2 separate regions of the Homo sapiens genome follow, and region 2 is linked to region 1. The links are chromatin contacts, found by Hi-C in ENCODE. All regions are on one chromosome and are shown on one strand. Each heading gives the region's core, a stretch centred on a gene start or an enhancer-like site at or near the end of the contact. The rest is flanking DNA. Distances are from core to core; before and after follow the strand shown. Region 1 holds the start of PCDHB10 (protocadherin beta 10). Region 2 holds the start of PCDHGA12 (protocadherin gamma subfamily A, 12).

What was found. Hi-C counts contacts between places; a loop is a spot of excess contacts on that map. Pooled maps may share reads with other maps.
Region 2: a pooled map shows a loop between it and region 1 (3-fold over the local background). The contact joins the promoter of PCDHGA12 here to the promoter of PCDHB10 in region 1. A Hi-C loop is called at or near these places in 1 of 50 pooled maps.

What each region holds. Positions count from the first base shown.
Region 1 is chr5:141,189,910-141,193,653 of GRCh38, reverse strand. PCDHB10 (protocadherin beta 10) reads right to left here and starts at 1,301. Exons shown (of 1, transcript NM_018930.4): 1 at 1-1,301. The coding sequence starts at 1,101. It overlaps PCDHB9 (protocadherin beta 9), which reads right to left. Exons shown (of 1, transcript NM_019119.5): 1 at 2,113-3,744. It also overlaps PCDHB@.
Region 2 is chr5:141,429,257-141,432,780 of GRCh38, reverse strand. PCDHGA12 (protocadherin gamma subfamily A, 12) reads right to left here and starts at 2,274. Exons shown (of 4, transcript NM_003735.3): 1 at 1-2,274. The coding sequence starts at 2,021. All of the region lies in intron 1 of PCDHGA1 (protocadherin gamma subfamily A, 1), which reads right to left. All of the region lies in intron 1 of PCDHGA2 (protocadherin gamma subfamily A, 2), which reads right to left. The region is part of intron 1 of PCDHGA3 (protocadherin gamma subfamily A, 3); the gene reads right to left. It also overlaps PCDHGB1, PCDHGA4, PCDHGB2, PCDHGA5, PCDHGB3 and PCDHGA6, and 10 more genes. RefSeq lists an enhancer at 2,239-2,378.

The sequences.
Region 1 (3,744 bases), core at 52-2,551:
AACAGCCAGCGGCGTCTCAGGAGAATTCTCAGCAACAGAGTTGGAAAATGATGATACGATCAGTTCAGGGGGATTGTCATTGGTGTCCAATACTTCCACTAAAACCCTACATCTTGCAGAAAGGCCTCCACCGTCCATTGCCTGTATATTTATTTTGTAAGAATTTACTAACTCATAATCAAGCAATTCTCTGAGAAAGATTTCCCCAGAAAAAGGATTGATTTGAAAGGTTGTTCGAATATTTTCTGAGGCATCAAAAAATGAATAGGATACTTCCGCGTTGACTCCAGAGTCTACATCTTCTGCCCATACCTTAACAATAAGGAACCCAATGGGGCTGTTTTCTGGAGCCTGGGTCTCATACAGAGCCTGGGCAAACTGTGGGGCATTGTCATTGACGTCCAAGACAACGATGCGTACAGTAGAGGTCCCAGACCTGGATGGAGACCCACCATCCAGCGCTGTGAGGGTTAAGCTGAGCTCTCCCTGCTCCTCCCGATCCAGTGCTTTGTCCAACACTAGCTCTGGATATATCATGCCTTCATCACCGCCACTAATGTTAATATGGAAAAAAGAGTTGGGGCTGATCGTGTAGTTTTGGATACCGTTAAGTCCTCCATCTGGATCCTGTGCTCTTTCTAGTCTAAATGCTGTCCCTTCAGCTGTATTTTCTGATATTTTTAAGACTGTTTCTTTGTCCTGAAATACTGGCGCGTGATCATTTATATCCCTGACTCTCAGCTCAGCCCGGTAAATCTGAAAGGGATCATCCATTAAAATTTGGAAATACAGCATACAGGGCTCTTTAGGGCCACACAGCTTCTCTCGGTCCAGTTTCTCATTTGTGAGCAAATTCCCGGTATGTGAATCCAGGAGCAGGTATTGTTTGTTATCATCGGAAACCACCCTGGTTCCCCTTGCAGCCAGCTCCCCCTCTGCTAGTCCCAGATCCTTTGCCAGATTGACCACAAAGGATCCTTTCTCTGTTTCCTCAGTCACCGAATAACGTCCAAACCCAGAACCTGCCAAGGACACTCCCCAAAAAAGAAAAAGAAACAGGACTTGCCTTTGTCTTGGGAAGCACAACTCTCTGACAGCCATAGCTGCTGCATACGTTATTTCCTAGTTGGTTACAGCCACAGCTCCCAGCATAAAAGAACAGCAGTAGGAAACCCTGCACCTACGCCGTGTAGCCCAGGGGTCTTTTTTGTCCTTTCCCTTTCCCAATCTTTGGCAGCTAAAGCTTCTCTTTTAAGTTCATCTGTCCGTGTCTTCCTTTATTAGTGACTTGCATAGCATCCTCAGAGCAATTCCCAAACCGTCTCTTTAGCCTGCAGCGCCACCGTGTGGCCTCCACCAGATTTCAGTAGTTGTACCCATTTGGGTGTGTGTATTCAGACAATTTCCTTTAGTGCCTCATTTAAATTTTTCATGTTTATTTTCGTTTGTCTTGTAAAAATTAATGTTGAGACAGAGAAATAGTCACATTGTTGAGATTCTTCAATTCTTTTTGGGAAAAGTTAAAAATTCAACACTTGAAAATATGTTTCTAGCAATAACTCTGTCCACCTCACTGTGCTAAATTTAGCTCTCTACTAGTCCTTTCATCTCAGACACAACTCTCACACAATGTCAAGAATCAAAGGGAAAATGTTGCTGACATCTGGGATCACCAAAGTAACAGGAGATTTTACTTTTCCAGAAACATCGGGATAAGAACACCAAAACAGACAAAGAAAATATGTTTCACACCTTCCTCAACAAACTTCAAAATCTCATCACACTGATTAAGGAGAATCATCACTCTGTAATCTTGTATAATGCATTTAAGCTGTCCCTCCTCTATTCTCTCATAAAAACTTGTGTATACAACTATGATTGCCCTGCAAATATTATTGCTTCTTAATTCATGCAAATCTATTTCTTCTTCAATGTGTGGGCTACTTAAGGATAGGAACTATGTCCTAATCATCTGTGAGTGACAAATCAGACAAGCAATAAATACTGCCTGTATTAGGACATGCATAAATAAACTCAGATGGGTAGAACCTGAAACGTTTTCCAGTGCCTTTCAATTCCGACCACTTGAAAGTTTTTTTCTTTCATTTACTCTTTGCAATTTCTGTTTCCTTACTTTCACTTGTCTTTGTTTTTCTTGTATTAGCTTTAAAGTAACTTACAGGGTTAAATAAGAGATTGATCCTTATTTTAAGGTCCCCTCTTAATTGAAATTTAGCAGGATCTAACTTCTCTGCACCAAATAAAGGGAGGTAAAGAACAGACCACACTAACACCTATCTTAACACTATTAAAATTAAGAACAGCATTCTAGTGTCTTTTTTCATAGAATTTTATTCAAAGTTCTTTTTAAGTTATTTTATATTTTATTTTATTTTATTTTGATGGAGTTTTGCTCTTATTGCCCAGGCTGGAGTACAATGGTGCAATCTCGGCTCAAAGCAACTTCCACCTCCTGGGTTCAAGCGATTCTCCTGCCTCAGCCTCCCGAGTAGCTGGGATTACAAGCATGTGCCACCATGCCTGGCTAATTTTGTATTTTTAGTAAAGACGGGGTTACTTAACGTTGGTCAGGCTGGTCTCAAACTCGTGACCTAAGGTGATCTGCCCGCCTTGGCCTCCCAAAGTGCTGGGATTACAGGAATGAGCCACTGAGCCCTGCCTCAAAGACCTTATATCTAGAAAGAAGCTCTATTTTGTCTATAATAGGCCCAAATGGATTAAGTCAAGGAATGTCGTGGAGGAAAAGGCTAGACACTACCAATAACACTCTAATAGCTGAATATAAAAGCCGCACAATATAAACCTCTACTTTGTGATTGCTGTTGTTTTTTCAACTGGATGGCACTGGGCTATTAGCCATTAAAAATTTAACAGGAACCTCAGGAACCTCTGATTTGTTTATACAGAATTAAAAGGAGCAAATTAAATATTTTCACATGATCCTATAGAATGACTAAATTTTTTTTTTTTTTTTGGTTTCCAGACTAAAGCCCATTTACACACGCTTAATATCTTGCAGTGGTTTTTCTTCTAAGGCTAATTAGGGGTTTATTTATCATATCACTTACAAGAGAAACATTATATTTCAAATAGGGAACTATCAATGCCGGGAAACTAGAACTTTAAAATAAAAGGTAAAGTTTAAGAAAATTATTGTAGGCTGGGTGCGGTGGCTCATGCCTGTAAATCCCAGCAATTTGGGAGGCTGAGTGGGGTGGATCACGAGGTCAAGAGATAGACCATCCTGGCCACCATGATGAAACCCGTCTCTACTGAAAATACAAAAATTAGCCGAACGTGGTGACATGCAACTGTAGTCCCAGATACTCTGGAGGCTGAGGCAGGAGAATCGCTTGAACCTGGGAGGCGGAGGTTGCAGTGAGCTGAGATCGCGCCACTGCACTCCAGCCTGGGCGACAGAGCGAGACTCCGTCTCAAAAAAAAAAAAAACAAACAAACCAAAAAACAAACAAACAAACAAAAAACAGTTGTAATGAACAAGGATGGCAAACCAATAAGAACACCGGTTTCAAAAGAAAAATAGAAGAAATATCAAATAGTAAAAGCACATATTACATGCAGCAGACTATTTTAACAAGTAAAAAGTTTTAGGAAAAGAAGAACTAATGAATAATGTAGAGGCAATGAATTTAAAGTCAATAAAGACATTTAAAACGACCAAAAATTTTTAAATGATATCAACTTTGAAAAATATTATATTTC
Region 2 (3,524 bases), core at 1,025-3,524, 240 kb before region 1:
TCCGCCAGGACTTGGGGGATGCTGTCGGCCACGGCCACGGTGAGCGTGACAGTGGCGGAGAGAGGGGGCTGGCCGTGGTCCTGGACGGCCACTACGAGGCTCTGCTTGAGCGCGTCTCTGTCCAGCAGGGCTCGCGCCGTGCGCACCTCGCCCGTGTGCAGACCCACCGAGAAGAGTCCCGGCTCGCTGGCCTTGAGCAGACGGTAGGACAGCCAGGCGTTCTGGCCGGAGTCTCTGTCCACCGCCACCACCTTGGTCACCAGGTAGCCGGGCTCTGCGGAGCGGGGAGCCAGCTCCACGCCAGTGGAACCGTCCGTGGGGAGGGCGGGGTACAGGATCTCGGGCGCATTGTCGTTCTGGTCCAGCACGAACAGGCTCAACGACACGTTGCTGCTGAGGGGCGGGTGCCCGTTGTCCCGCGCCATCACTTTCACTTGCAAGTCTCGGAACTGCTCGTAGTCGAAGGAGCTCAGCGCATACAGTACCCCAGTGTCGGAGTTGATGGACACGTAGGACGATAGGCTTGCCCCTTGGATGGTGTTCTCAGCCAGGGAATAAGTGATCTGGGCGTTCTCTTCACAGTCGGGGTCGTGGGCGGTCACAGAGACGAGGGAAACTCCTCTGGGATTGTTCTCTGGGATATAAGCGGAATAGGAGGCCTGAGGGAAGACCGGCGGGTTGTCGTTGGTGTCTGCCACGTTCAGCGAGATATGAGTTTCCGTGGATAGGGGCGGGGTTCCCCGGTCAGTGGCGGTCACTGTGATGTTGTAGCTAGGAACCTGTTCCCTATCCAAGACTATGTCTGTGACTAAACTATAGTAATTTCCGTAAGATTTTTCTAATTTAAAGGGCAGATTTCCTTGGATGAAACAGATCACCTGTCCGTTTTCCTCAGAATCTTGGTCATTTACATTTAAAAGGGCAATTAATGTCCCTCTGGGAGAGTTTTCGGGAACCGAGCTGGCGAGAGAGGTGAGGACCACTTCTGGGGCATTGTCGTTCACGTCCAGAACAGTGATCAGGACTTTGGCTCGCGCAGAATATCCTGCATTATCCATTGCTTGCACTTCCATCTGGTAGAATCCTGACTCCTCGTGGTCCAACTCCCCTATTGTTGATATTGTCCCTGAATTACAATCTAGTTTGAAAACTTGGGCCGCCTTGTCGTCCACATACCGGAAGGAATACCTCACTTCCGCATTGACTCCTTCGTCAGGGTCGGTAGCGTTGACTACAAGCAGCTGCGTGCCCAAGGCCAGATTCTCCGGAACGCTCGCGCGGTACTCGGGCTGAGCAAACGCTGGTGCGTTGTCGTTCGCATCCAGAACCATCACGCGGATGCGCGCGGTGCCTGTGCGCACCGGGTCGCCCCCGTCGGAGGCCGTAAGGACCAGGTGGTGAGCAGCCTTTTCTTCGCGGTCCAGGGCGCGTTTCAGCACCAATTCGGGGTACTTACTACCGTCGGCTCCATTTTGCACGATGAGGGAGAAGTGAGTGTTCGGGCTGAGCTCGTAGCTCTGCAGAGAGTTCTTCCCGATATCCGGATCCCAGGCGTGGGGTAGAGGGAACCGCATCTCAGTGGCTGCATTTTCACTAATTTTTATTTCTAATTCACTTTCACGAAAGTAAGGCGCATTGTCGTTAATGTCCCTTACTTCTACTTCTACTCCATATATTTTCACTTTATCCTCCATCAGAATGTCTAGATTTAATTGACACTTGATGGCCCCCATACAGAGCTCCTCCCGGTCTATCCTGCCCGCCGTGACCAAGCTGCCGCTGCGCGGATTCAGGGCGAAAAGCTGCGTCCTACCTCTGGGGATGATGCGGACTCCGCGCTCCGCGAGCTCCCGGGGCTCCAGCCCCAGGTCCCTGGAGATGTCGCCCACCCTAGAGCCTTTCTCCAGCTCTTCCGGAACTGAATAGCGTATCTGGGTGCATCCGGTCTCCCACAGAGTCCCCAGGAGGATTCCCAGCAGGACAAGCCCTTTGTAGTCCCGGTGCAGTCGCGCAGGAATCATTCTTATCTTCCTCCAGAATTATTTTCAATTCTGCCCTTAACCACTGAAGTCAGGAGCAGTTCCTTCGCCCATAGAATGGGACAGTTGGGAAGTCAGAGCTCCTCCGTTGTTTCCACATACTCCCAGGGATGGTTCATTCCTAGCTATCTGCTTTGTGCTTCAGGCGCGTGCAAGGCGAGCAGGATCTCCGCTTTTCTCTCCCCGATTGGTGAACAGCGGCGCTCAGAGTCCTAACCAATTACTGCACAATCTTGAACTCCCAGAAAGGATATTTCGTTTTTATATCTTAAATAGCTCCACCTACTGTTCTTCAAAAGGGGATGGAAATCTACCGTATTCGCTTTAATAGAAACTTTAGTGAGCTTTTTTTTTTTTTCCCAATGAGCTTTTTTTTCCCCAATGAGCTTTTAAATGAATTGGAAGTTTCTATAAACAATGATTTTAATCTTATAATGTTAGTGCATCTGCTTTGAGATTACTGTTCCCCCAACACACCTATTATGGAGATGTCTCCCTAGGAGTTTCTCTTTTTGACAAATCATATAATATAATAATTTAAACTTTCTGATTCAGCTATAATTTGGGGAAAATATTTTTAAATAGATTCCTTGAATGATCCTGAATGGAAGGATTACTTTACCAGGTTGTTGACATGTAACGCTTAAAAATCAAATTTTCATGATATTATGGAAACCTAAAAATGATATGTGATTGTATACATTATCAGAATCACACTTAACAAGAACCCAAGTGAAAAAGAAACATTAATATTTTTAGCATAAAGTAGAAGCATTCCAACTTGCATTGACTGGAAATAATGGAAGTACTCCAGAATTCTATTAATACATTATATTTCAAAAATATTTATTGTTCAGGAAACTTAGTAAAAGAAAATTGGTAGTCCAAAGAATGTTACAGACTTACCTTTTCCTGGGTAACTGACCTAATTGTAATTACTGAGAATTACTGGTAATACTTTTGGAAGCCCATCAAAATATAGGGAAAAAATTCTCCCTAAGAAATAACTGGCTACGTACTTTCATGAGCGTAAATATTTATACTGTAAAGATATTTGCTAGGCATAAAATAAAATAATATATTTTAAATTGGGAAGAAATATATAGGTAGCTGTGAGAAAATATCAGACATAAAATTGAGTTTACTTGAATTACAAGAATCAAAAGTAAATGTAACTGAATATTATCAAATCATTACCATGTTCTTATTTTTTTAAGCTTTTTTCTCTGCCAGGCACAGTTTCAGGCAACTGTAGTCTCAGCTACTCTGGAGATTGAGGTGGGAGGATTACTGTAGCCCAAGAGTTTGAGTCCAGCCTGGGCAACATAATGAGACCTTAATCTCAATTTTTTTTAAAAAAAAAACACATTTTCTCCATTTTCTCATGCATTTTCTTCAAAATTTATAGTTAATGGATTAAAGAAAAAGCCTTATATACTCAAATATTGATGTCCCAAGAAACATCACAGGAAAAAAATTTATTCC